Regions from separate parts of the Homo sapiens genome. Here region 1 is linked to region 2. A link is an interaction called in ENCODE POLR2A ChIA-PET data of the cell type or tissue named here. Cell type or tissue: PC-9. All regions are shown on one strand. Each heading gives the region's core, and the rest is flanking DNA. Links, peaks and the distances in the headings are about the cores only. Region 1 has its middle 30 kb from the start of LINC01891. Region 2 has its middle 190 kb from the start of SPP2.

Region 1 (13,347 bases), core at 8,826-11,325, 190 kb after region 2:
GATGCCATCTTAGGATGGTGATATGGTTTGGCTATGTCCCCACCCAAATCTCATCTTGAAATGTAGTTCCCGTAATCCCCATGTGTTGTGGGAGGGACCTGGTGGGAGGTAATTGAATCATGGAGGTGGGTTTTTTCCCATACTGTTCTCATGGTAGTGAATAAGTCTCATGAGATCTGATGGTTTTATAAATGGGAGTTCCTCTGCACACGCTCTCTTGCCTGCTGCCATGTAAGATGTGCCTTTGCTTCTCTTTCACCTTCTGCCATGATTGTGAGGCCTCTCCAGCCATGTGGAACTACGAGTTCATTAAACCTCTTTCCTTTATAAATTACCCACTCTCAGGTATGTCTTTATTAGCAGCGTGAGAACAGACTAATACAGATGGCTTCTTGTTGTAGGGGAAAAACATCCCAAGCTCGGAACGGGATCTGCATACCCACCCCTGCCTGCTTCTTTCTTCATCTCATTCCGCCCTCCCCTTCCCACAAGTCTGGGCCTCCTTTCCATTTCTCCCCATGAGGGAAGCTCTGTACCAAGAAGGCCACACACCTGCTGTTATCTCTGCCCAGACCAGTGTCCCTAAGCTCCTCTGCCCTGCTCCTCATCTTTGGCTGGTGGCTCCCTCTCATCATTAAATTCCTTGGAGGATCTTTTCTCTGCCTCCTCATCTGAAAGAACACCTGTCCTTTGCCCCACGTCTTCCGCAGCACAAGCCCAGCTCCGCCTGTGTGCTCCCTTGGTCCTTGTCTCTTGCTGACTTGTAGGCTCTTTGCTCATTTTTCCCACCACTATGGTAGCAGGCAGCAAACAGCAAGTGTTCAACACACATTTGTTGAACAAATTACACGTATGACAAGGAAAGCAATATACTTTAAAATCAACTATATTTTCGAACAGTTTTTGATTTACAGAAAAATTGCAGAGAAAATACAGAGTTCTCATATACTCACATCTGTTTTTTCTCTATCATTAACATTTTACATTAATATGATTTATCACAACTAATGAACTAATATTGATACATTATTACTCACTAAAGACCATACTTTATTGATGCTTCCTTAGTTTTTCCCCTGCCTTTTTTGTACCAGGATCCCATCTAGGATCCCACATGACATTCAATTGTCCTAGCTCTGCAGGGTTCTCTGGGCTGTGACAGTTGCTCCAACTTTTCTTTTCTTTTCTTTTCTTTTCTTTTGAGACATAGTCTTGCTCTGTCGCCCAAGCTGGAGTGCAGTAGCATGACCTCGGCTTACCGCAGCCTCCGCTTCCCAGGTTCAAGCGATACTCCTGCCCGAGTAGCTGGGACTACAGGCACATGTTACCAGACCCAGCTAATTTTTGTAATTTTAGTAGAGATGGGTTTCACCATATTGGCCAGGCTGGTCTCGAACTCCTGACGTCAAGTAATCTGCCCACCTTGGCCTCCCAAAGTGCTGGGATTAGAGGCATGAGCCACTGCACCCGGCCTTTTCTTGTTTTTGATGACCTTGACTCCTTTGAGGAGTGTTGGTTAGGAGTTTTATAGGATGTCCGTCAGTTTTGGTTTGTTTGGGGTTTTCCTCACAGACTTGGGTTAAATATAGTTTTAATATAAAACTCAATGTCCTTGAATGGTGTATTAGTATTCTTCAGAGAAACAGAACCAACAGGATCTATGTACATCTATATCTCTATATCTATGTCTATCTATAGACAGAGGTGGGGGAGAGAGAGAGCGAGCTTTATTTTAAGGGATTGGCTCCCTCAATTGTGGGGGCTGACAAGTCTGAAATCTGCAGGGTAGGCTGGCAGGCTGGGGCCTCAGAGAGTGGATGCTGCAGCTCACGTCCAATGGCAGGGTCTGGAGGCAGAACTGGCTTTTCAGGTCTTCAGGAGGATCTCAGCCTTTTTCTCCTTTTTTTTTTTCTTCTACGGAGTTTCACTCTTTCACCCAGGCTGGAGTGCAGTGGCGTTATCTTGGCTCACTGCAACCTCTGCCTCCTGTGTTCAAAAGCGATTCTCCTACCTCAGCCTCCCATGTAGCTGGGATTAGAGGCATGCATCACCACTCCTGGCTAATTTTTGTATTTTTGGTAGAGATGGGTTTTCACCATGTTGGCCAGGCTGGTCTCGAACTCCTGACCTCAGATGATCCACCCGCCTCGGCCTCCCAAAGTGCTGGGATTACAGGCGTGAGCCACCATGCCAGGCCCTCAGGCTTTTTCTCTTAAGACCTTTGGATTGGATGAGGCTCAGCCACATTATGGAGGATCATTGGCTGTACTCAAAGTCAGAAGATTTAAATGTTAATCACACCTAAAAAGTACCTTCCCAGCAGCATCCAGATTGGTCTCTGACCAAACATCTGGGCACCATAGCCCAGCCAAGTGGAGACTTCAAATTAACCTCTGTCAAGGGTGGCCCCCAGAAGTGTGGTTCTAAACAAGGCAGCAAGGGGGAGAGCGGGGGTTGTGGGTGGGAAGGAAGGTCTGTCAATAGCAGCACCACCCAGTTCAGGAACAAAAAGCTGCTGCCTGGTTGTTAACCTCTGAACTCCATGGCTGCAGCCCCCAAGTTAAACTGCTCCTTACTAACTGCAAACCAAACATGACGTCAGCCTGCTTGCAGTGCAGAGGCTGCAAGGAGATAATATTTATAGAGAATTCTTTGATTTCCTGGAGAAAGGTCAGAATCTGAATTGATGGGAATATAACTTCAGAATATGTAGACTCTTGCCGGGCGTACTGGCTCACGCCTGTAAGCCCAGCACTTTAGGAGGTTGAAGTGGGTGGATTGCTTGAGCTCAGCAGTTCAAGAACAGCCTGGGAAACACGGTGAAACCTCCTCAATACAAAAAAAAATAGCCAGGTGTGGTGGCACACTCCTGTAGTTCCAGCTACAGGTTCTGGGACTGTTCTGCCCACCTCAGCCTCCCAAAGTGCTAGAATTACAGGCATGAGCCACTGCACCCGGCCTGTTATGTGGTTTCTTAAGAAGCTACTCCTCCAGTTCCGGCAAGGCGGCTCATGCCTGTAATCCCAGCACTTTGGGAGGCCGAGGCAGGCGGATCACCTGAGGTCAGGAGTTCGAGACCAGCCTGGCCAACATGGCAAAACCCCGTCTCAACTAAAAATACAAAAATTAGCCAGGCGTGGTGGCATGTGCCTATCATCCCAGCTACTCGGGAGGCTGAGGCAGGAGAATTGCTTGAATCTGGGAGGCGGATGTTGCAGTGAGCCGAGATCACTTCACGCCACTGCACTCCATCCTGGGCAACAGAATGAGACTCTGTCTTGAAAAAAAAAAAAAGCTACTCCTCCAGCATTTCTTAATTATTTCCTGAGTGGTCCCTGGAGGTTCCCTTTGTCCCTCTGGGGATGCTTGAGTAGTAATAATTGCCCTGCCTTGCGTTAATATTGAACGTTCAGATGGCTTCCATGAGCATGATTCCATTCTACTTTTTACATGATCGCCCCAGGACTATCACATTCAGGTGGTCCTAAATAGGGACGGTTTAACCGTTAAAAAAAAAAAAAAAATAGAAGTGTACCAGCAGAATGAGTATGATTGCAAATAACAGCAAATATCCGCTTGACATGGCTTGAGCAATAATGTATTTGTATTTAGTGGGTAGTGGCACATGCAGAAGTGAAGATAGGGGATTGCCAAGTCATTTTTTTTTTTTTGAGATGGAATCTCACTCTGTCGCCCAGGCTGGAGTGCAGTGGTGTGATCTCCGTGCTCACTGCACCCTCTGCCTCCCAGGTTCAAGGGATTCTCCTGCCTCAACCTCCTGAGTAGCTGGGATTACAGGTGAGCGCCACCACACCTGGCTAATTTTTGTATTTTTAGTAGAGACAGGGTTTCACCATGTTGGTCAGGCTGGTCTCGAACTCCTGACCCCGTGATCCACCTGCCTCAGCCTCCCAAAGTGCTGGGGTTACAGGCATGAGCCACCGCACCCGGCGAGTACCAACTCATCTAAATGGAAGTGTGCTCAGATAGCAAGCAGGAGACATGGACTTCTGTGGCTTCCCATGATAACTGGGTTATGAGGACCAACTTTAAGCCTATATGTCAATCAGTTTATATGAGGTTGGACTGATTTCTACTGTGTGCAGCCTCTACAGGAGCATTTATACTGGTTTCCTTTTTTTTTTTCTTTCTACCTGTAGATATCTTTAAGATAAACAAGCTGAACACCATTAACTATGGTAACCTCTGCCATGCTGTCTCTGTTCCTTGAGATCAGATAGAGCCCGGACAGCAAAGAAGCACGTGGCCCTGATATTAAGATACAAGCATGCCAACAGCTTGCATTAGTATTTGTGGAATGGATGAGTGAGTCATGATATATTTCCCCAAGCTTCAGCTGGGTGTGTTTTTCATGTAACCATTACTCATAAAGTGTAAAGGTCAATTATGTTAGGAAGGAAGGAATGATTTTTGTCATCCATGCATAGGACACTCAGGTATGCTTCCCTGAGCTTCATGGAGCATGGTTCCCTGAGCTCACTCCTGCAAAGGCCACGCCTATTCATGAATGTTGACATTAACCAGAAGGTAGGGACTGTATATGTGAATTGAGCTTAAATCTGAGCTGAGGAATTCTATGACAAGTAACTTCAAACACGTCACTGAGTTTGAGTTTACCATAATGCATAAGACTATTTCTAAAACTTGTAATTGCTTCTGTTTATTTACAGAGTTTGATGCATATTTGAGCATTTATTTACTTATTCAAAATTCAAAAAGTTCCAAGAAGTATAAAAATGGCTGAACAGTGGCAAGAATTTTAGAAACCATAGAAAAAAACCCGACATTATTAGGGAACAAAACAAATAGACTAGGAGATAAAAATGAAGTTTTGTGTTGCAGAAGCTGGCAGGGATCCCCAGTGAGAGAAAAGAGGTATCAGGATGAGGAGAATGATAACCACAGCCTCATCACATAGGAGAGCGGCTGCTTCCGTCAACAGGGTGTGTGCTCACAGCTTCAGGTCTGCACCGCACAGCATGATGCTGAGACAGGAGGTCAGCACGTCACATAATTACAACTATATTCTTGTAGATGGCAGGATAATGGCATCCCCCCACCCTGCCCCCAAAAGATGTCCATGTCCTAATTTCAGGAACCTATGAATGTGTTATATGACATGGTAAAGAATTAAGTTTGTAGCTGGAATTAGGGTTGTCAATCAGTTGACCTTAAAATAGGGAAATCACCTGGGTTATGCAGGTGTACCATCACTAGGGCCCTTAAATGCGGAAGGAGGCAGAAGAGACAGGTGGGCGGGCGCGGTGACTCACACCTGTAATCCCAGCACTTTGGGAGGCTGAGGTGGAGGATTGTTTGAGTCCAGCAGTTTGAGACCAGCCTGGGCAAGATAGTAAGACTTTGACTCTACAAAAATAAAAAACTAACCAGGCATGGTGGTGCATGTCTGGGGTCCCAGCTACTCAGAAGGCCGAAGTAGGAGGATCACTTGGGCCCAGGGGGGTTGAGGTTGCAGTGAGCCATGCCACAATTTTGTCTGCACTGCAGCCTGTAGTGCAGAGCGAGACCCTGTCCCCATCCCCCACCAAAAAATAATAATAATAATAGACAGGTCGATGAGATGTGACAAAATATCAACCCTCTGTTAAGGCCACCAAAAATAAAAAATATTAAAAGGACACACAGCCCTGCCAACACCTTGATTTTAGCTCATGCCAGACTTCTGACCTTCAGAACTCTAAGATAATAAATTTGGTTTGTTTTAAGCACCACATTTGTGGTAATTTGCTACAGCAGCAATAGAAAACTGATACAATTATATTAATAATTTTAAAGACGGCATATTTTGCCAGGTAGAGTGAATCATCATTTTGAATGACTTTGAATCCAGAAGAAAATTTATGTAAGGAAAGGGCTTAATTGAAAACTAAAACATGAAAGTTCTTGGTGGCTGTGAAGGTTTTTCCTAGGACTGGAAATCCCCTGGGCTCCCCTCACACTTTGAAGTCAACCTAATTGGAGGGCCATGCCTCGATCCTTTCGGGAGATAGGTGTCCCTGTTAGAGTCTTCAGGTGTATGTTATACTTCAGGTGTCTGCAATTACCTTACCCAGGCCTATAAGCTCCTTGAGAACAGGGAACGTATTTGTCTAATTTTCAGGACCAAATGCAACATCCAGCCTCTAATTGGGGCTTAATAGGTATTTGTTGAATAAATATTTCCAGTGTCATTGATGCAATATTCTGACAAGTAGAAAGATCAAAGCTGGGAAGACGGGGGCTGGGGTGGAAGGAAAATAAATGACGTTTTGATTTTTTAAAGGAACAAAACTTTAGATAAGGCCAGTTTCAAATCATCTTGGCTTTGTTGTGTTTTCATCTCTCCAGAATTGGACTTCTGTGCTCAATTCAATGAAAACACTCAGAGCACAGATTGGGATCACGGACTTATTTTCAAAGCATGTTCCCACACATATTAACAATTGCTCAAAATTAACTGTAGCATCTGTTTAAAGTTGAATCAAATTGAATTCTCTATTTATAAAAATGGAGTTTACATAAGAGAATGGAAACCATGTACAGACATTTAGCATGACACTTCTGCTTACACCATTTCAACAAATAAAAAGAAATTATTGTTCTGGGAGAAATACACATTCCAAATCTTTGTAAAATGAAACCCTTCAAAATTAGGAAATGGAACAACTCTTTTTTTTTTTTTTTTTGAGACAGTCTTGCTTAGTCATGTTGCTCAGTGCAATGGCGCGATCTCGGCTCACTGCAACCTCTGCCTCCCGGGTTCAAGCGATTCTCCTGCCTCAGCCTCCTGAGTAGCTGGGATTACAGGCACCTGCCATCATGCCCAGCTAATTTTTGTATTTTTGTAGAGATGGGTTTCACCATGTTGGCCAGGCTCATCTTGACCTCAGGTGATCTGCCTGCCTCGGCTTCCCAAAGTGCTGGGATGACAGGCGTGAACCACCGCACCCCACCAGAAATGGAACAACTCTTAATGAGTGACATGAGCTACCAGATAAAGGAACACTATATAAATTTCAGGGTCCAGGGTCCTAGAAGTGCCTGGAGCTGAGCCCCTGCTCCCCAAGTCTGTACACATGCACCCTGGGTGCTCAAGCCACAGGCCCTGTTGTAATGGGAAGAGAGAATTCCCTCTTGCAGGAAAGCGGGCTACAAAGATGAAGGGTGGTGGGTGGCAAGAGAGGCCCGGACACACCCTGGGCCCAAGCCTCACTGGTAATGGTTGGAGGGTGGTGGGAAAAGCCATAGGAGATTCTGGGGGAGGTCACAGGGATGGGGGTGAGAGCGAGCTAAGTGGTAGCCAGTGGCGGGGCCCCTGGTGGTTGGGTTTTATTGGGAATGAGGCCGGGCAGGGAGTGACTATAAGACCCAGCTGGTCGTGGCAGAGGTGGGAAGGGAATTTAGGGAACTTGCTCTCTTGGCTTCATGTCTGGGGACACAGCACGGGTGAGGCTGGTGGGTGGGTTGACCTGCTGGTGGTCCCTTCAGACCCCTGTCCCAGTTAGTCCCTGGGGACCCGTCCCTTTGGACCTGACTCCTTGGGGTTGAGTTTCCCCTTTCACCTGGCCAGGATTTAGCATCTTCTTCTGGAGGAATGAGGAGGTTTGGGTGACCTGCCTCTTCCTCTTTCACCTGGCCAGGCTTTAGCATCTTCATCTGGAGGAACAAGGAGGTTTGGGTGACCTGCCTAGTGCCAGGGCAGGACGACTGCCACCCTGAGTCATGTTCTGCTGGTGTCTTTCAATTAGGCAGGAAAGCTCACTTCACAAGGAGCTTCTGTGTCACTGGAGTTATATGGAAATGAGGACATCAACGCAGCCCTCAGGGGCATGCGGGAAGAAGCAGAGGATGGGCCAGAGAGGGTCCTCCCTACCCTCCTCCCAGGTTTGGCCCTCTAGGCCACTCTACCCACTGCATACAGGGATGGGTGTGGTGCCCAGTTCCTCACCCTCTGGGACATAGAACTCCACCTACCCACAAAACCCACTTCCTCAGAAGCGTTAGGGCTGCCTCGGTGCCCTAACTGCAGGTGTGCAGGGCGGGGCTGAGGAAGAGGCAGTTAGGGCTGAACCCAGCAGGAGGGAAGCAAGCTCGCCCAGCTCTAGGTTTCTTGTGAACCCTCAGGACCTGCCTTTGGAGGCAGGTCCTGAGACTGCTGGAAGAAATGAAAATGATGACGATTACAAAGATGAAGGGAGAGAGTGTTAATGAATCACAGATCTTCCTTCCCCTATCAGGTCACCTTGTGTCAGTTTAACAATGACCACCCCCCCCCCAAAAAAAAAAAGCCACACACACACACACTGAGAAGGGAAACACTTTGTTTTTCTGCACTGTCTGAGCTCCATCAGATAATGGAACTGCTGAGCTCTCTGTTCTGCCACTCCACATTGATGGATTTCATGGCAGAGTAACACTTTGGAAATGAAAGTTTCTCTTCTACTTCCTAAGTGAGGGAGACCCAGAATCCAAGAAAGGATCCTTGGCTCAGGAAATCATCTGCCATCGGTGGCCAGGGGCAGCTGGAGCGTCAACATCTAACCTGTGGGAAGATGTACCCTCTGCAATAGGCCCCTCTGCCCCATCCCCAGAAGTCCCCAAAAGTTTCCAGGAGTGTCAACAGATGGGGGAGGGATCAGCCACTCTCACCCTCTGAACTGTGAGGGTTTCTCTTCCCATTTCTCTAGGAAGCAGTGGCCATGTTGTTGCCCAAAGCAGATGTCAAAAGAGAAACTTAGAAGAGGCTTCTGAGACTAGCAACCCTCCCACTCAGGATGGAACCAAATTCAGGGAGCACGTCTCCCCACACAGCTGAAATTAATGCAGAGGTGAACGCCTTCTCCCTCGGAAGCAGAGCAAGAATGATTCTTGATTACACTGAGCCTATGGAACAGCCCCCACTGTTCAAGAGCCAAGATTAGTGTGAAGCACCTCTCAATCATTTAAGATTTGATTGTTTAACATGAGGCTGGGTGGGTTCGTCTCAGTGCTGATGTCAACAATCGACCCCATCGTCCACATGGCTCCCTGGGTTGCACCATGAGCCAGCCACTGCTGCTTCTGGGTGCCAGGCTGTCCGGCAAATCCTCTGACCCCCGTCTCTCCCTTCTAGATTTTTCTGAGCTGCCACTTCCTCTCACCCTCCAGGCAGGCAGAGCCTGAAACCCCCTCTCTCAGAAAGGGTTGCATCAAACTCATTTGATGCACACAAATTCACCGAGGGAGAATCCTTTGACAAGCAGGCTCTGGGGCCCTGGGGCTGGGGCTTGAGAGCCTGGGTCTCTAACACACCCAGCAGTTGCTGATGGCGGGGCCAGAGCTGGAGTGGCCAAGGTTTTAGAGCAGTACTTATGGTGGGTCTCTCTCTAGCTGGGCCATCCTTGAGGCCATCCTCTTCATTTCAGATCAGTTTGCCCCCTCCCCATTTCTCAAAGCTGCTTACTGTTTGCTGGAAGGGAAGGCTGGACTCCTCCACCCCACCTTCCACCCCCACCTTCCTTTCCCCTCCGCCCCACACCCGTTTCTCTGCTCCCTAGTCTGTTTCCTGTACAACTTTAGGACATGGCCTTCATTCATGTTACCTTTCTGTTGTTGTTTTTTTATGAGCTTTAGTTAAGATAACTAATTGCTGCAGACAAAACCAGCTCAAAACAATTTAATCCACACTTTGAGAGAGGGAGAAAGAAATGCACTCTGCAGAGGAATCTGAAGAATGTAGAGAACCATCCAATCAACGACTATTCCAAGCATTTCCCTGAGAATGCAAACTTCCACCCACCTCAAGCCCTCCAGGAACTTGCCATTTTCACCACATCACTATGCAGCGTCACACCAGGAAGTACCCAGAAAACTTCGCACGATCCTCCGGAAGCCTCACCCCTTATCGGTGACCACCCTTCTGCTATATCCAGTCTTTTTCTCAGCATAAGTGTTTTACATACTTGATATCAGAGTGTAATTTAAAATCTATTTCTTGACTTTTTTACTTAATAAGTTTTTAACTGTCACTAAAAATTCCTGAAAAAATGTTGTATAACTCTTTCCGTTATTTACTTAATCATTTCCCTATTGTTGGAGACATAGAATCCAATTTAGGATTTGTTTTGTGGAAGGTTTCTTTGTTGCTGTTTTTTGAGACGGAGTCTCGCTCCGTCACCCAAGCTGGAGTGCAGTGGCGCAATCTCGGCTCACTGCAATCTCTGCCTCCCGGGTTCAAGCGATTCTCCTGCCTCAGCCTCCCAAGTAGCTGGGATTACAGGCGCCCACCACCACTCCCGGCTAATTTTTGTAATTTTAGTACAAACAGGGTTTCGCCATGTTGGCCAGGCTGGTCTTGAACTCCTGAACTCAGGTGATCCGCCCGCCTTGGCCTCCTAAAGTGCTGGGATTACAGGCGTGAGCACCGTGCCTGACCTGTTTTGTGGAACTTTTGAAAGCACAGAGAGGCATGCTCACATCTCATGGACACCACCCGAGTTAGATTAACTTCCTTTCAAACTGGAAGTAGAAGGAGACCATGTTTTCATTTGCCCACTCACTCACTCAGCAAATTTCACAGCATATTCCCCGTGTGCCAGGTATTCAGGGAAAGCCCGTTGTCCGTCTGAAGTCTATTAAGAGGTTAAATAGTCATCAGTCCACTTCAAGCTGGTCGATCGCCTTTGAGCATGGGAGGTAAGAGCTAACTTTGCAGTAAACCGCTCAACACAGAAACCAGCAAGGGCTTCCACATGCAGCCCCGTTCCTGGAGCAACAAATCACAACATCCGTCACTGTAGACTCTGGCCTGACACAGATGGTCCCCACATTCTTGAAGGCAAGGACTAAGAAAGAGTGGGTCAGGGTCCGTTTGGAAATTATTTTCAGGAAGCTGGCCCTCTGAGGCCAAATGGTGGGAGGTGGAGGGGACTAGACTTGGGCGGGAAGAAACATCCTCATCCATCCTCATCCTTATGGAAACCTGTGTCCCAGTTCCCTGTCTGCATCTTCAGGTGCCTCTGGTACAAGTCTATGTGGATGCCTGCCTCAAACTCATCACACAGAAATGCAGCACTCTCGCCCGCTGCACTGTGGCCCCTTCCAAATGTAGCCCCCTTGGAGAGACACGTATCGCCCACTAAGTGGATCCACTGCAGCCTCCACACTATCTGGGTTCCTCTCTCCCTTTCTCCTCCAAGTCAGCAGGTGACAGGCTCGCTTTGCTTGTGCCTTCCAAAGAACAGAGACTCTAGCATGTCTGCCCTTCGATGGGCCGGCTTGGCCTGGCTGTCTCCTGCTTCCTCAATGGTTTCCTGGGAATACCTGCTGGTAGGTGGGGGATGGCCTAATCCCTGCCAGAGACTCCTTGGCCTTTGATCCTGGTGAGCTGTGCTAGTCCACGTGCAAACACAAAGCCTCTGTTCTCTTTTGGAGGCCTTTTGCATAGTCTGACAGCTGAGCTGGAGATCCAGGCAGGCCTGCACTTAGCTGTGCTCTTGCCTCCAAGGACTGTTCCAACGTGGGGCCATGATTCAGCCTCTTTGAGCCTCAGATTCTTCTCTGTACACTGGAGATAAGGATGCCCACCTCACAGGGCTGTTTCAGCGATCAGATCTGTAAAGCACTTAGCGTTATGTGTAGGAAGAACTCAATACATAATATTAATGCTGAGTATAATTACTGTTATTCCTCAGTAGGCTTCCAGGCCTGCCTGCCCTGAGTCCTCTTGGTCTTCCCTGTTTTATCTCCCCAGCTACAGGAGAGAAGTGACTTGCTCTCCATCCCTCCGTCAATGAAGGGGCTAGGCCATGCACTGTGCTTTGGTGCCCACTGTTCTACTTGGTTTACATCAGAGAAGGAAGGATAATATTAGAAATTATATAGATAGGCCGGGCACGATGGCTCACACCTATAATCCCAGCACTTTGGGAGGCCGAGGCGGGCGGATCACCTGAGGTGAGGAGTTCGAGACTAGCCTGATCAACATGGTGAAACCCCATCTCTACAAAAAATACGAAATTAGCTGGGTGTGGTGGCACATGCCTGTAATCCCAGCTACTCAGGAGGCTGAGGCAGGAGAATTGCTGGAACCTGGGAGGTGGAGGCTGCAGTGAGCTGAGTTCATGCCATTGCACTCCAGCCTGGGCAATAGAGTGAGACACTGCCTCAAACAAACAAACAAAAAAAAAGTATATACATGTGGCATAGTAACCTCATTATGAAAACCATAATCTTGGTCATAATCATGCATGAATGTTAGAAAAATATCCAGTAAAATCCCACATTAATCTTTTTTCACTCTGACCATCAGAATTTTCTTGGAAGTTTTCATCACTATTAAGCAGACTCCAAAAATTAAAGTTAATAATGATCTGGATTAAAGATGCAAAATAATTATTGCTTGCATATATGTTGTAGGGGCCAAAGCGAAACCTTTGGCCCTCTGAAGTTTCACTGAAAAATCAACTCGCAAAAGACAGATTAAGGCCGGGCACTGTGGCTCAAACCTGTGATTCTAGCACTTTGAGAGGTTGGGGTGGGCAGATCAGTTGAGGTAAGGAATTCAAGACCAGCTTGGCCAACATGGCAAAACCCTGTCTCTACTAAAAATACAAAAATTAGCTGGACGTGGTGGTGTGTGCCTGTAATCTCAGCTACTCAGGAGGCTGAGGCATGAGAATCCCTTGAACCAGAGAGACAGATTCAGAGGTTGCAGTGAGCCGAGAGCAGGCCAGCGCACTCCAGCCTGGGCGACACAGCAAGACTCTGTCTGAAAAAAAAGGCAGATTAATAGGAGAAAAGGCATACAAAGTTATTCAACGTGTGTATACACAGGAGCCCTCAGAATAAAGAGCCCACCCCCAACAAAGTACAGAAGCTTAAATATACCATCTTGAGGTTACAGAATGAATGGAGGCTCAGAGCATGGCCAAAAAACAATTATGGTAGTCAATCATGTTCTATTGGCAAGACAGATGATGGGAGGAGGAGAAGAGGAGGACTGGCTGACAAAGGTGGTCTTGTTATGTAGATGAAACCTCACAGGTAGCAGCTCTCAGAGAGAATAGATGATGAATGTTTCTTTCAGATCTTTCACGGTGTCAGAATCTCCCAAATTAATCTCTCCTACATGAGGACTAGGGCAGGACTGGTTGCATTTCTGGGGATTCACTAAAGATCTCCAGATGCAAATTTTCCCCACAAAAGACCACTTTGTAGAGCCACTTCAGTCTGCCAGCCCTGTGGCAGCCATCTCGAAATATGTCAGAGCAATATATTTGGGGGTAAAATATTCTGATTTCCTTTAATGTGTAATAATATACCCAGAAAACTTCAGAGAATCCACTG
Region 2 (16,948 bases), core at 6,336-8,835:
AAAATGGCATTACTTTTGTGATTCAAGTAAATCACACTTAAATAATTTAATGAAAAAATACACACTCATGGTTGAAGTGGTAGGGCTGGGGGCAAGTAATGGTGCAAGTTCAACTGCAGGTAGGTGACACCCTGGTGACAAGAACTGGCAAGAGGAGACTGTGCATTAGAATCGCCTAACGTTTTCAACTTTGAGTCTAAATATGGACGTGTTGTGGTCATTTGAGGTTAAAATGTTGTCAGGGAAAAATGATGCCTAATTTTTGGAGGAGACTGTGTGTCTATATGTGAATGTGTGAGTGTGTGTGGGTGTGCCTGCATGCCCCAGAGATGGCATTAATATTTTAATTATGTCAGGGGTTAATTTATTTTAAATGTATTTCTGCCTTTGGCCCTTCTGGCTAAGCAGCAGCTAATTCATTTTTTAAATGCCAAGACTTAATTCCCCCAGGGGAAGTGATAAGCCTGTTCTTCAAAGGTGTAAACATCTAACTAGAGATAAAAACCATAGGCTGTTGGAATGTCAAATGCTATAATGATTCAGAGTATATCTAAAAGTATTTGTTTTACATTTCAAGTTTAGCTAAAGGATTCACATGTCCCTCCATTTTTCCTGTGATATTTCAAATATTGTCCTACCACCTCCAAAAACAAACAAAAATGTCTACATCCAAATCCCCAGAACTTGCTAATGCGTTCCCTTATATGAAAAATGGAGGCCAGGTGCGGTAGCTCACGCCTGTAATCCCAGCACTTTGAGAGGCCGAGGTAGGCGAATCACGAGCTCAGGAGATCGAGACCATCCTGGCTAACACGGTGAAACCCCAACTCTACTAAAAATACAAAAAATTAGCTGGGCATGGTGACATGCATCTGTAGTCCCAGCTACTCGGGAGCCTAAGACAGGAGAATCACATGAACCCAGGAGGCAGCCTGGGCAACAGAGCAAGACTCTGTCTTAAAAAAAAAAAAAAAAAAAAAAAAAAGAAAAGAAAAATGGGACTATGTAGATGTGATTATTGATATCCAAGGAGTAAGGAACCCCCAAAATATTCCTCAGAGGAAGAGAAAAAGTGGAACTTACTTGCTGTCAATCTTTCAAACTCAGAGAAAAGAGCTTGACTGTGCTTGGGGACAATAACTAGAGCAGAGGCTGCCCATGCAGTTATGGAAGGAACAGGAGAGTCAGAGGGAGGTGTGGCTATCAAAGAAGGATCAACGAGCTGCAACTTGGATGGCTTAGAAGACGGAAGAAGGGGCCACAAGCCAAGGAACACGGGTGAACTCTAGGAGCTGAAAAAGGCAAGGAAACAAATTCTTTCCTAGAGCTTCCAGAAGGAATACAGCAGGATATGCAGTTCCCCAGGGTTCCCTCTCCACACTGGCATGGGACCTTGTGTTCACTACGGAACCTTCCCTACCTTCCTCCCTCCCTTTCCACCCCATCCTATGTACTGATCCAGCAGAGTCCTTCAACTCACGCTTAACTATTGCAAATTCAGTTATGGCCCTTTCCATGGCAGTATCAACATGGGCAGGTGAAGCATTTACACTCCTGTGGCCCTTGCCTGGGTTGGTGGCATGCACCTGCCTGAGACCTTCCATAACTGCACGGGCAGCCCCTGCTGTAGTTAATGTCCCCAAGCACAGTCAAGCTGTGGGTCTGAGAGTTTATGTTGGGGTCATTCTCTATAAACAATAACTTGTTAAATGATAGAATTCTTGGGTTACAATAATTTTTTCTCAAAAGTGTAGAGACTATTTATTGATTTTTAGCACTTCGTGCTGCAGAAGTTAATTTGATACTAACCTGATAATGTGTTCTCCTTTTGAAGCAACCTTTAAAATGTTTTTTTAGGACCTAGAAAAAAATTTTCTTTATCCTTAAAAACTTTATCATTGACTATAAATCTCTTTTCACTCAACTTTTCTTAGCATTGTGGGCCTTTCAATATGAAGACTTCTGTGTTCAGCTAACGGAAATTTCATTGTGTCATTCATGTGATTATTGCATGTACTCTTTGTGCAACATTTTATGTTTTTGATAATTTTTCTTATATTTACAGCTGGCCTCTGGGCTCTGCCTTGGTTTGAACGTTTGTCCCCTCCAAAACTATGTTGAAACTAATCCCTAATGCAGCAGTATTGAGAGGTAGGGTCTCTAACAGGTGATTGGGTAATGGGGGTTCTGCCTTGATGAATGGGTTAATTCACCCATGAATTTGTGGATTAACAAGTTAACGGATTAATGGCTTGTCATGGGAGTGGTACTGGTAGCTTTATAAGAAGGGGAAGAGAGGCCTGAGCTAGCACCCTCAGGCTCCTAACTGTATGATGCCCCGTGCTACCTCAGGACTCTGCAGAGAGTTCCTTTCTGCAAGAAGGCCCTTACCCTTGACCTTGGACTTCTCAGCCTCCATGACTGTAAGAAATAAATTCCTTTCTTCATAAATTACCTAGTTTCAGGTATTCTGTTATAAGCAACAGAAAATGGACTAAGACATCTTTATTGTCTAACTTTCATGAATTTTCAGTGAGCTTCTCAAATACAGTATTTTATTACAATTTTTTAATGCAATGACTTTCCCGTAATTCCCAGGACAAAATGAAACAAGATATCACAGGAATGAAAAGTACACTGAGACTGCAACTCATAAGTCCACCAGTATGCGTATCATAATCTAAGAGATACTTGAGAATTCCATTATTATCATTATTATTATTATTATTATTTTTGAGACAGAGTGTCGCTCTGTCACCCAGGCTGGAGTGCAGTGGCACAATCTCGGCTCACTGCAAGCTCTGCCTCCTGGGTTCACGCCATTCTCCTGCCTTAGCCTCCTGAGTAGCTGAGACTATAGGCGCCTGCCACCATGACTGGCTAATTTTTTGTATTTTTAGTAGAGACAGAGTTTCAACATGCTGGCCAGGCTGGCCTTGAACTCCTGATCTCAGGTGATCCACCTGCCTCGGCCTCCCAAAGTGCTGGGATTACAGGCGTGAGCCACTGCACCTGGCCAGTTTTTGTTCTTATACCATCACTGCTAATGCCCCAGCACTTGGACCTCCTGCCATTTTTTACTAAAGGCAAGATTTTGGTGAATCCCATTGGAATTACTCCAGTTTCCCCCAGACCAGACATAGCTACTGTCCCCAGCCAAACAAACCTAATATTGGCGCTCAGGTTTCTCCATGCCTCTATCACACCAGGGTCTTTCTCTTCTGCAGCAGCGAAAACAGTCATCTTTGACACGTTGGCCAATGCTATCTCCATCCCTGAGATTTTGCCAACCCTACTGCAGTGCCCATATGGTGGGGATTTCCCCTCTCCTGTATGCTTTCGGTAGGGAGCTAAGCTGCAGAGATCGTTCCTGTATCTTGTGAGTTTCTTTACTCTCCTCCCAGAAGAAGCAAGGAAGACAACAGTGGATATGTTTTAGTGACACTTTGTATTCCTGATAAGAAGCTTTGAATAGCCCTCTCACAAGGGCAAGAAGAGGGTTAAGATAAAAATTCAGTTGTTTACATGGAAGCTGCAGATAAGTGCCCATCCTTCCTGATTAGCAGCTGGCGCAATGGGAATAAAGTGATTTTGATTTCCTCAAAAGATACAGCACTCAATGAAAAGGTACTTTTTTATTTTGAATTTTAAATAAATTCAGACAGAAAAGTTGCAAAAATAGTACAAAGAATTCCTGCATACCCTTCAATATATTTGATTTTATTTATCATTCTCTCTCTCTGCCAAAAGTTGAATCATTGATTGATCACTTAGTTATACTACTTCCTGCCAGGTTGCTCCAATGTAAAGTTATCATTTTTTTGTTTTGGAATTAATAAGTACATTGTGGAGAGACACTCTGAGGCCATGTGAGTGTCTGTTTTTCATTATACTTTGTCACCTACTAGTTTTAGCATTCCCTGATGATTCCTGCCTGCAATAATTGCTATTCTAGTTGTTGCTAAATGATGATTTTCTAATTCCATCATTTCTTCTGCATACATTGATTGAAATTCTGTTCCAGGGAAGAGCTTGCTCTTGTTTTCCCTTCCTTCTCACTTAATTCATTAATCATGGATTTATATATTCTTATTTTATTCAATGCGTTATAACCCATTACTATCATTTTTTGATGCTCATGTTGTTTCAGATCTGGCAAGTGTGATCCCCTTAAATCAGTTTTCTGTGCCCTTTGACATGCACTGATAATTCTTTGAGCACTTCCTTACTTTCTGGTAAACTGCAAGTTTCAGGCTCACATGTATTTTCCCAGACCCAATCTTGGAATCAAACACTTCTCCAAAGAGCCCTGGTTCCTTCAGGTAGAGAATGGTATCTAGAAACCAAGCTCTAGACTCTAGGTGTGCTCATTGCTACTGGGATGCCATTGCTTCTAGGCCCCCAGTGGATACAGCTAAAAAATAAGTATATGTATTTGTGTGTATCTATTTGTGCATATGTGCATACATACCTCCAGAAACACACACACACACACACACACACACACACTTTTTTTAACCTAAAACTATGAGTTCATAACCAGTCCTAACCACAAAGTTAATTCTCTCCTTCTCTTTTTACATATTTGTTACTTGCATCTCCAATGGTGAGAAACATGACTCTCAATATCCATAGTATATTTATTTATTTGCTTAATTCCAGAATACGTTAAGTTGTTTCAGAATTGCTAACTGCTAACCCTTACCACTGTGCAAAACAAATATATTAATCAGAGTTCAATAATTATGTATAGTTACTTTTGCCTTTAGCCTGAGAATATATTACCAAGATTATGTAGTTAGTTTGTTTTTCCCTCTACTTCAATGTGATTGCTTTTCATTTGAAATACCATTTGGTTTGTTTCTATTTGTATTTCATTTTCTATTTTTTTATTCCCAATCTTGCTTATTTTATTTATTTATTTTTAGCATGTGAAAGATCACATGATTCTAAACATTAAAACTAGACACAAAGTTGTATTGAGAAAGAGATGCCTCTTTACCCCATCCCCTTGGGTCTATTCCCTTTCCCCCATCCTTTATACCCTGTTCCAACCCACTCCATGTACGTAACCAGTTTCACTAGGCTGTGGTTTATCTGTTATGCATGGCCTTTTGCATTAATGAGCATATGCAAGTATTTCTTATAATTCCTTCTTTCTTAAACAAAACATAGCATACTATAATCTCTCGCACTTTACTCTTTCACTTAAAAACATTTCCTGGGAAACACTCCATGTCAATTCATAGAGGCTTTCCTTATTTATTTATTTATTTATTTTTTTAGATGAAGCCTCGCTCTTGTCACCCGGGCTGGAGTGCAGTGGTGTGATCTCAGATCTTGGCTCACTGCAACCTCTGCCTCCCCAATTCAAGCAATTGTCCTGCCTTAGCCTCCCAAGTAGCCGGGATTACAGGCTCCAGCCACCACGCCCAGCTAATTTTTGTATTTTTTTTTTTTTTTGAGACAGAGTCTCGCTCTGTTGTCCAGGCTGGAGTGCAGTGGCACGATCTCGGCTCACTGCAAGCTCTGCCTCCTGGGTTCATGCCATTCTCCTGCCTCAGCCTCCTGAGTAGCTGAGACTACAGGTGCCCGCCACCACGCCCAGCTAATTTTTTTATATTTTTAGTAGAGATGGGGTTTCACCGTGTTAGCCAGGATGGTCTCGATCTCCTGACCTCTTAATCTGCCCACCTTGGCCCCCCAAAGTGTTGGGATTACAGGCGTGAGCCACTGGGCGCCTGGCCTAATTTTTGTATTTTTAGTGGAGACGGGGTTTCACCATGTTGGCCAGGCTGGTCTCGAACCCCTGACCTCAGGCGATCCACCCACCTCAGCCTCCCAAAGTGCTGGGATTACAGGCGTGAGCCACTGTGCCTGACCAAGGCTTGCCTTATTCTTTTTCCAGATGCAGAGTCCTCCATTGTGTGGATGTATCACTGTTTATTCAACCGCACAGGTCTAAGGTTGTGGGCAATTTTCAGTTCCAGAGCAAAGCTCTATCCTTGCCTCCTCCCCAGTAGTCTAGCCTTCCAGCCATAGGAAAACTCCTTCTCCCACCAACCCAGTCCAATCCCAGCCATGTGGGGTGGATACAGATCATCTGGGATGATCTCACCCTGGCTTCCCTATATCCTGAGCAGTTTTGATCAATGGGTGTGTTAGTCATCTACTGCTGCATAAAAATTACTCCAAAACTTAATGCCATAAAACAACAGGCACTTATTAGCTCACACAATTTCGGAGGGTCACACATCTGGGAGCAGCTCAGCTTCTAGATTAGGTGGTTCTGACTCAGGGTCTTGGCAGTCCAGCCATTACTTCTGAAGACTGACGGGGACTGAAGGTTCCACTTCCAAGCTCACATACATGGCTGTGGCAGGAGGATTCCATTTCTTGCTGTATGGATGGACTTCTCCACAGTTCTCATGCTACCACTTCCCCCAGAGTAAGTGATTCAGGAGACAGCAAGAGTGCACACCCAAGGTAGAGGCTCCAGCATCCTTATAACCTAATCTCAGAAATGCCATCCCATGGCCGAGCACAGTGGCTCACACCTGTAATCCCAGCACTTTGTGAGGCCGAGGCGGGTGGATCCCCTGAGGTCAGGAGTTCAAGACCAGCCTGGCCAATATGGTGAAACCCCATCTCTACTAAAACTACAAAAATTAGCGGGGCGTTGTGGCGTGTGCCTGTAATCCCAGCTACCCAGGAGGCTGAGGCAGGAGAATTGCTGGAACTCGGGAGGCAGAGGCTGCCGTGAGCCGAGATCATGCCACTGCACTCCAGCCTGAGTGACAGAGCAAGACTCTGTCTCAAAAAAATAAATAAATAAATAAGTAAAAAAAAGAAAGAAATGCCATCCCATGACTTTTGCCGTATCCTATTCATTTGAGGTGAGTCACTAAGTCCACCCACACCTGAGGAAAAGTGAATGAAGCTCCATCTCTTGAAGAAGAAGTAGGAAGAATTTTTGGACACATTTTAAAAATCACCAGGTTGGGTTATCAAACAGACCTTTTCAGGTGTATGAAAATACTGTCAGGTGAACTCCTAACGTAGGAGCTTGCATTACATCTTAGAATGAAAGATTTCTGTAGAATAAAAACTGCTCCTTAGAGCTGTGCCAGCCGCAGAGTGGGCTGGCTACTTACTCATCCTCCCTGATCCCCTCTGGCTGCTCATTAACATGGTACAGGTGGGCCCCTGACAAAGCGGAACTAATGAATTGTTTCAATGCAAAGGGAAGCATGTATGAGAAAGCTGGAAAGGGGGCAGAAATGGTTCATTGCTTCAGGGAACATAATGAATTAACTCCTCATCCACAGTGATTCATCGCCCGGTCACAGCCTCACTGATCTGGAAAGGAATTCAGGTCTCCTAACCGTCTAGAAAATGAGACTTTTTGGATGAGGGTCAACCCCCACAGGGTCACAGCTGTCCTGAAAAGTTTGAAAAGTAGTTTAGAGCATTTTATAGCAGGTCTCAGAGTTTTGACGTGGATTACGAAGTAGCTCACGTGTTTTTTTTTTTTTTTTAAAATGAGGATACTAAAATACAAATATTCCTATCTTCGAATGCCTTCTTGCCAAATTGATTCTTTCCTGTTCATTGCAGTGTGCTGTGAAAGATTTAATCTTATCACCCTCATCAGGAGTGATAATAAAAACTCATGGTTTTATTAGAATGCACACTGTGAGATGTAATATCCAGGCTTGTAGTTGTTATAGGAAGTTAAATAGGGTTAATAAAAAGAGTAGGGTTTACATGAAGTATGCCTTGGGGTTGCTGTGGAACAGTGTTTCCCAAAGTACGTTCCATAGAACACAAGTCCCATGAGCTACTCCACGGATAGAAAACTGCATGGCAAAATAGAGATATAAAAACACTGCATAAAACACTGCATTTCTTCACTTATAAATTCATCATCTACATTATATATTAAGGCATATGGGAACTCCTGCAGCACAATATTCTCTCACCTCCTCTCCCCCTCCTCATTATTACTTAACTTGGCTTAACCCAATGTTTTGCAGACACCTTTGCCCGTGGAACAAGTGGGACTTTACATTTTCTAAAAAATACATACATGTATATATGTGTGTGTGTGTGTGTGTGTGTATTTATATATATATAAATACACACACATAATTTCTAGCTAATTTATATTATTGTCAAATAACATATTCTATAAGACGTTCTGTGTGTTTTTTAAGTTTTGAATTTTTTTTATGGTCTACTACATATTTTTGTAAATACTCCATTTGTGTGAAAGAAGAATGTGTATTTTCCCATTGTTGCAAGCTGGTACCTGAATATCTGTCAAATTGAATTTGTTAAATAGTATTGGACAGATCTTCTATACCTATACTAATGTTTTTGTCTGTTTGGCCTATCAATAATTGAAAAAGGTATATTGAAATCTTCTACCCTGGCAAAGAATATGTCAATTTCCCCCTGTAGTTTAAGCAATTTTTGCTTTATATATTTTGAAACCATTTAAGATCATACAAATTTAAAATTGTTACATCAATATGTAGTAACCATTCTTATCCCGAATAATTTATTTTATCTGGTATTTTCATAGCTGTGTGAGCTTTCTTTAATATTTGCCTATTATCTTTGATTCTTTTACTTTTAACTTCCAGTGTCTTCATGTTTTAGATGTGGCTCGTTTAAATAGTAGATATTTTTTCCTCAATCAAAACTGATACTCTGTATTTTGAGTAGAAAGTTTAGTTTATTTTTATCTATTGTAATTATTATATACTAAGTCTCCTTTTTTATCTCATCTTACATTGTGGTTTCTATTTACCCTGCTAATTCTCTGATTTTTTCTTTTTTCTTTTTTTTTTTGAATAAGTTGATTTGTTCTTGCTCTTCTTCTACTACTGTAATTATTATCATTCCATTTTCTCTTCTACTAGTTTTTTTCCCAGTGGAGAGTGTCCAGTTTCTTGGGGTTTTGAACAAAGAATCGGACAAAATGCACTAAGAAAACAAGGACAGAATGAAGCAACAGAAGCAGAGATGTATTGAAAATGAAAGCACACTCCACAGGGTGGGAGCGGCCCTGAGCAAGTAGTTCAAGGGCACTGGTTACAGAATTTTCTGGGGTTTAAATACCCTTCTAGAGGTTTCCCACTGATAACTTGGTATAAGCCCTATGTAAACAAAGAGGATGAAGTGCAGACACAAAATTATTTACTTGGTGTACACCCTATGCAAATGAAGAGGATGTTTCCTGTCATAGCTGAAGCAAAGCTATAAAGTTATTTACTTGGGCTTAGAAGGTTTGTTTTTTTCTGTTTAATTTAGTTCTAGGAAGTCCTTAGTTTCCCTGCCTCCAGACCCTATTTCCTGCCTTAGTTTGAAAGTTATACTCTTATTTATTTATTTTTGATTGTTACATCTGGAATTCAGGCTTACTGAACCTCATCTCTAAAGTTAATCAGTATCTTGACCACTCCTGAACAGTTGTTCAACCTCCAGACTTATCTGCTCTTGCATCCCAGCATTTGCTCTTCACTAAAATTATTATTATTATTTTACATGTACTTTAAAAAATGCACCCAGTTCTTTGAAAGTTACTTGACTCCCTATGTCTTCAAAATCAGACCTTCTTTCTGGGATCATTTCCTCTTTCTGGGAAACATACCTAGGAGTCCTTTTGTTTAAAGTCTCTTTAGCGGTAAAACGATTTTTGTTTGTCAAATTATCTCCAATTTGCCATTGCTTTTAAACCTTAGTTCGCTGGGTTGACAATCCTAAATTAGCCCTTTTAGGTATTGTTTTATTCTCTCTGGTTTTCATTGCAGCTAATAGCAAGCCTATTTTAAATCTAATTTTCACTTGTAGGTGATCTATTTCTTCCCTTTGGCTATTTTAAAGATCTTTTTATTTTTGTTGGATTTTCTGTAATTTCATCATAATCTAACGTGTGGATTAAAAAAAATTAAGCAACTTGGGATTCATTGTGTTTTCTGTAACTAAGAATTCATGTTCTTATCAGTTCTGGAAAGTTCTGAACCATGATCTTTTCAAATATTTCTCCTCTTTCATTCTCTGGGATTCTGAGAAGATGCACGTTATGCTTTTTCACTTTCCACTTTCTTTTTCTTCACTTCTTTTCCATATTTTCTCTCTCCTCTTTCTCTGTGCTATTGGCTAATTTCTTCAAATTTGCTTTTCTGTTCTTTCTTCAACTGTATTTAATCATCTACTTATAACTCATCTACGGAGTTTTCTATTTCATTAAATAATTTTCATTTGTAAAACTTGACAATTATCTTTAAAAAATTCCTGAAATTTCTGACTGTCTCTCATTTTCTGGTCATTTAAAAAAGTTAATTATTATTATTTATTTTTATTTTTTGACACATTAAAATTATATATTTAAGGTGTAAAATGTGATGTTTTTGTATACATATACATTGTGAAATGATTACCACAATGAACATATCCATTACTTCATCTTTGTGTGTGTGTATTTGTGTGTGTGTGTGTGTGTGTGTGTGTGTGGTGAGAACAGTGTCAGATCTACTCTCAGCAAACCTCAAGTATACAATACATTGCTATTAACTACAGTTATCATGTTGTGCATTAGATGTCCAGAATCTATTCAACTTATGACTGAAAGTTTGTACCAAAATCCACCTCCTGTCCTGTCTCCTCCACCCTCTATTTCTGGTTATTTTTAATCTAGCTTTTATTTCTCCAAATAAAAATGGTGATTTTTTAGTCCACGTATAATTCCCATCATTAAGAAACTTGGGGAATTCTGTTGTTTGCTGCTGACTCTCACTCATAGCAGCCTACTTCTTTGCATGTTTTGTAATTAATTTTGAATTCCTGTTAATCTGCATGTAATATGAGGCAATCCCAAAGCTGTCTGCTGAGGCTTTTGTCCACAGAGGATTTGCTTCTGCTGGGAGCTAGGGGCATCACCAATCTGGGCCTGCCTCGTTTGCTCCCCACTTTTCAGGCTCATGGCAAGCTTCCCTTCCCCCACCTTGCAAAATGAGTTTCACTGAAGAGAAGCTGAAAACATGGAAAAAAAAAAAAAAAGACACAGCTGGTCTTTGAACAAAGTTACCCAGAGCATTCATTGCTTATTCGTGGGTTTTCCAAGACTTTGCGGGACCTGGTGCTCAGGATGACTTTGAGTCTTGGCTAAGGCAGCATGAAGAGTGCATTACTGATTTCCTGAGAAAGCCACACTTGCAGGATGAGACTAAAAGGAAAAAAAAAATCCCGTCTGTATGGTAAAACAATACACACAGAAGCATTCTTTATACATGATGGCATATAAATTGATGACTCACAAACTACTTTTCTCCGGCAACATAACTGAAAGAAGCCAATATCCAGAGGAAAGTCTCAATAGTTTCAAGGTTGATTTTTGTATAACGTTCAACTTAACATTATCTAACCACACAAGAGGATCTCAAAAACGTATTATAAATTATTTTAATAGAGGAGAAATTATGCCCAATGAATATTTAAACCTAATAATATTAGATCTAACAATATGACAAGAAATGGAATAATCTTATGTAATCTTTGTGTATACTGAGTAGCTTGATAAAAAAGGATCTTTTTTTTCTATTGGAATAATGGATGCCATCATTAGTAGAAATGAAAATTTTAATAACTTTAATTTTTTAGTTATCATTGAAATCAAGAGTGAGTTTCTTAATGAGTAAAGCCCAGGACATAGTACTGGCAAAACGAGGTCTGTGTTGGCTGGTCAAGACCTGTGTTCTCATCTCAGCTCTGCCACAGACTTCTTGCAGGGCTTAGGGAAGTCACTTCTGTTCTCTGGGTTCATGTGTGTACAAATATGACGAGAGTCTCTAGGACTTTTCCCAGCACTAGAATTCCAATTTTTTTTTTTTTTGAGATGGAGTCTTGCTCTGTTGCCCAGGCTGGAGTGCAGTGTCATGATCTTGGCTGACTGCAACCTCTGCCTCCCAGGTTCAAGTAATTCTCCTGCCTCAGCCTCCCGAGTAGCTGGGGTTACAGGTGCTCACCACCATGCCCGGCTAATTTGTGTATTTTTATTAGAGATGGGGTTTCACCGTGTTGGCCAGGCTGGTCTCGAACTCCTGACCTCAGGTGATCCACCTGCCTCGGCCTCCCAAAGTGCTGGGATTCCAGGCATGAGCCACCACACCCGGCCAGAATTCCAAGATTTTTATGGTAAATATAAAATTCCATCTATCGTTGCATATTATTAAATCAATTGTTCAAAACATCTAAAAAACTGCATTTCTTTAAACTGGCTTTGGAAAAAATATTAGCAGTTTTAACACAGCACAGTTATACGTGTGGCAGATAGTACTGATGTCTATCCAATACAGATTTGCCTTTTCTTCCACTCCAACAGATTTTATTCAGAAAGGCAATGTGCTTGTTTGTCATTGTCCCCTTTTTGCAGCCGAGAGTGTCTGTGTGACTCACTTCTGGCCATGGGGTATGATATGGTTTGCCTCTGTATCCCCATCCAAGTCTCATGTTGACTTGTAATCCCCACTGTTGGAGGTGAGGCCTGATGGGAGGTGCCTGGATCATGGTGAGAGGTGACAGCGTGCTGACAGCCCTCGCTCTCGGCACCTCCTCGGCCTCAGTGCCCACTCTGGCCGCGCTTGTGGAGCCCTTCAGCCCGCTGCTGCACTGTGGGAGCCCCTCTCCGGGCTGGCCGAGGCCAGAGCCAGCTCCCTCTGCTTGCAGGGAGTTGTGGAGGGAGAGGCGCGGGCAGAAACTGGGGCTGCGTGTGGCACTGGCAGACCAGCACGAGTTCTGGGTGGCCGTGGGCTCTGCGGGCCCTGCACTCTGAGCGGCCCACTGGCGCTGCCGGCCGGGCAGTGAGGGGCGTAGCACCCGGGCCCGGCAGCTGCAGAGGGTGTGCCGGGTCCCCCAGCAGTGCCAGCCCGCTGGCGCTGTGCTGGAATTCTCGCCGGGCTTCAGCTGCCTCCCCATGGGGCAGGGCTAGGGCCCTGCAGCCCACTATGCCTGAGCCTCCCCCACTCCGTGGGCTCCTGCGCTGCCCGAGCCTCCCCGACGAGCACCGCCCCCTCCTCCTCTGCGGCCTCCGGTCCCCTCGACCGCCCAAGGGCTGAGAAGTGCAGGAGCATGGGCGGGACTGGTGGGCAGCTCCGCCTGCGGTCCTGGTGCGGGATCCCCGAGGTGAAGCCAGCTGGACTCCTGAGTCTAGTGGGGACTTGGAGAACTTTTATGTCTAGCTAGAGGAATGTAAACACACCAACCAGTACCCTGTGTCTAGCTCAAGGTTTGTAAACGCACCAGTCAGTGCTCTGTGTCTAGCTCATCTAGTGGGGACTTGGAGAACTTTTGTGTCTAGCCAAAGGTTTGTAAAGGCACCAATCAGTACCCTGTCAAAATGGACCAATCAGCGCTCTGTAAAATGGACCAATCAGCGCTCTGTAAAATGGACCAATCAGCAGGATGTGGGTGGGGTCGGATTAGGGAATAAATGCGGGCTGCCGGAACCAGCTGTGGCAACCCAGTGGGGTCTTGTTCCACAGTGTGGAAGCTGTGATTTTTTTGGCTCTTTGCCATGAATCTTCCTGCTGGTCACTCTTTGGGTCCCCACTGCCCTTATTAGCTGTAACACTCACCGGGAAGGTCTGCAGGTTCACTCCTGAGGCCAGCGAGACCAGAAACCCACCAGGAACCCACCAGAAGGAAGAAACTCTGAATATGTCCGAACATCAGAAGGAACAAATTCTGGACACACCATCTCTGAGACCCGTAACACTCACCGCGAAGGTCCGCGGCTTCATTCTTGAAGTCAGTGAGACCAAGAACCCACCAATTCCAGACACAATGGGAGTGTTTCTCATGGTCTAGCACCATCCCCCTAGTGCTGTCTTGTGATAGAATTCCCGCGAGATCTGGTTGTTTAAAAGTGTGTGACACCTTCCTCTTCGCTCTCTTCCTCCTGCTCCTGCCAGGTAAGAGATGCTTGCTTGTCCTTCACCTTCCACCATGATTGTAAGTTGCCAGAGGCCTCCCCAGAAGCAGAAGCCTGTATAGCCTGCAGAACCATGAGTCAATTAAACCTCTTTTCTTTATAAATTACCTAGTCTCAGGTATGCCTTTATAGCAATGCAAGGACGGACTAATACAGGGTATAAGCAAAAGACCTTGGGGAAGGCTTACCTGGGGTAATAAACTAAGCTTTGCCCTCAACCCTACCTTTCACCCCATCTGGAACGGAGATACCATATCCTGGAAGGCACAGCAGCCATCTTGTGGTCATGAGACAGAAAGGCACAAGCTAAAAATAAAGATGGCAAAGCAGAAAAATAAATGTAGCCCGGATCCCTGAAGATTTTGAGGAGCCATTGAGTAATATTTTATTTATGGCAAGAAGTAATGGCTAGGAGGAAATCAGTACTCTCCTGGTAATTAAATAAATAATCTCAAAATACTTTCTAGTATATAACCCTTCTTGGGCCTTTTTCCAAGGAAATAATCCTTATCATAAAGTTTATGCATAAATATGCTTATTACAAAACTGTTAGCAAATTATTGAAAATAAAATGTTCAGTAATATGTAAACAGATCATCCATCCATGTCTTCTGACTCTGGAATCAGTAAAGTTCTCCTCCCTGGTGCCAAGTTCTTGGTCAATTGCTCTAAGAAACTGTCCCCTGCAATGGACTTTTTTCGCCCTCTCTAGGGCATATGCTGGCTATTTCATTTATTGCCCATCAGAGCAGAGGGCTTTGGGATGCTTGCACCGTTCTTCCTGGGACCACCTCTAGAAAGCCATTCAGCACAAATACACAGCAGATAACAGCATAGACTGGATGTGACATGTAGTAGTGACAGCTAGGGGAGAAGGTTAATTGCAGAGCGGACTCAATCTCAGAGCATTTGGAGAAGAACTCTGACTTGGCACGACAAGAGCACCTGTGTGCCATGCCATTTAGTCCCCTGTCAAGAAACTTTCCGAGATTTTCGTTCTTTCTGCCCTGATTAGACAGGAGATACCATCATAATTTAAGAACATGAAGCCAGGCAACAGTACTTTCTCTCATTAAAGATTTTTTTCGACTGACAACTCATCTGTCAGCTATTTAGAGAAAAGGGCTCAGCCCTAACAAGTCAAAGGTATTCAACAATGAGAAACATTTGTAACAAAGGGGAAGGGAATGTGAATCACTTACTGGAGCCCCGAGGCTGGTTGGTTCTGGAAACCTTGGAAGCCTGTTTTGACCTTGTTATTCATTGTAGTCACTCTTCGTCCCTCTATGCCAACCCCAACTCTTACATCTCAGGCTCATTATTCTGATGCAGAAAGTTGACCAGAACCCACAAGGGGCCTGACTTTGGATCTACAAGCCTGCAAAAGTTGACCCCTAAACGTGAGGTTTTCTGAGGCTCAAATACACTTGAGACAGGGAAAAGGACTAACAAAGAATCACATTACAGTGTGGATTAGGATTACTGGCTAACTTTAATCAACTGATGTCAGCATACACAAAATCAATAGATTTTGTTGCTATGTCCTCAACATTAAAAAAGAGAGAGGGGAAAATATAAGTATATTCAGTTACCTCCATACTTGTCTCCTGGAATAGTTGCTTATCCTGAAAATGCTATCGATGATGTGGTTTCCACAAAGACATGTAAGTAGGAAATGAGAAGACTCTATGAGACCCTAGGATCTCAGAGATAGAGGTATTTGCAAACGCAAATAGTTCATTACAGGGTGGCCAATCTCTTGTGGGGAGTCGTGACCCTTTTCCAATAATCCACTCTACCTCTTTGCCTCAAAGTCTTCCTAAGAACCATCTTCTGATCTACAACTGAGTATAATATGTCTGTAACTAAGCAAATTGGGGCAGAATTAATTAAACCACTGCTAGAAGCAATCCTTGTCAAGTATTAGTCTACAGTTACAAAATAATATGTAAACTATGATCCATTTTTGAATAAAAATACAAATAGATGGATGATAGAAAATGCTAAGTAGCAAAGTCTTGTGTGGTTAGCTCTAGGTGGTCATTTATATGTGATTTTAAAAATTGAGTTATATTTTCCAGAGTATGTACAATGTAATTAAAACACAATGTTTTAAAAGAAGAAAATCATGGGGAAAGAATGATTCCAAGTCACTGCTATTGATTTTTGTGCCAATGCATAATCAGTTCCCAGGCAGCTAACAGAATGCCCTGAATGCTTCCAAGTCGCCACAGTTGCAGAATTGCAACGTTTGTTCACAAGGATGAAGGTGTGGTCTTAATTCAATTTGTGACAAGATTCACCTCAACTCCAATTTCACTTCAGGGCCTTAAGCAAAAGCAAAGATCAGCAACTGAATAGAACAGAAAAGAGGAAAAACCCAGAAATCCTGGGAGAAGCCCAGTGACCATCCCTGATGCCCCTAAATTCTCCCAGAGCAATGAGAGCTGCCCTGCTGCAGGCAAAGCATGTGACACCCAGCAGCCCAACAGGAAGCCCACCAGATTACTCCCTACTCCACGGACCTCCTTTGATGACAGGCAGCTTCAGAATTCCTCAGCTCGTGTGCGCTCCTGACATGATCAACCACACCATGCTGAGAGGTGAGCATGGCAAAATAGTTTTTCTTAGACCCCTGGCCCTATCAAGAGCTGAGGATGAAGCTCCCACTGAAGCTCTGACTCCAGCTTGGCCCCTCATCCCCAGCTTCCTTGTCCTGAGCTGATTGACAACTTCCCTGCCTTTTCTGTTCCTCCTCTCCCTGCCTTCCTGGGACTGGACCTGGAGTTCCTTCTGTGAGAGACATTGGTGGAATCTACAGTCATCTCTGCAGGGTCCCAGCTGAACACCCGCCTATCTGTTTGCCGATGCTGGTCAAGCGTAAGGCTTGCTCCAATAAATTGAGTAAGAAATGAAAATCTTCAAGCCATGACAATTCAGCTCTGTGCCAGC

The links. ChIA-PET counts read pairs that join two places held together with the same protein. Peaks named below come from ENCODE experiments on the same cell type or tissue, not always from the same donor. Only the 100,000 strongest peaks of a DNase experiment are listed, where the experiment ranks them.
Region 1: POLR2A ChIA-PET joins it to region 2 with 19 read pairs; 5 of 35 experiments call an interaction of 5 or more read pairs at or near these places.

What each region holds. Positions count from the first base shown.
Region 1 is chr2:234,418,087-234,431,433 of GRCh38, forward strand. No RefSeq gene overlaps it. Among named protein-coding and RNA genes, the nearest start is that of LINC01891, 30 kb to the right of the region's middle. RefSeq lists enhancers at 9,371-10,570, 10,220-10,791, 12,763-13,314. In PC-9, for the core only: no CTCF peak of the experiment used is centred there; a DNase peak (open chromatin) is centred at 9,765; H3K27ac peaks cover 1,704 bases.
Region 2 is chr2:234,234,932-234,251,879 of GRCh38, forward strand. No RefSeq gene overlaps it. Among named protein-coding and RNA genes, the nearest start is that of SPP2, 190 kb to the left of the region's middle. In PC-9, for the core only: no CTCF peak of the experiment used is centred there; DNase peaks (open chromatin) are centred at 6,920 and 7,350; H3K4me3 peaks cover 960 bases; H3K27ac peaks cover 2,500 bases.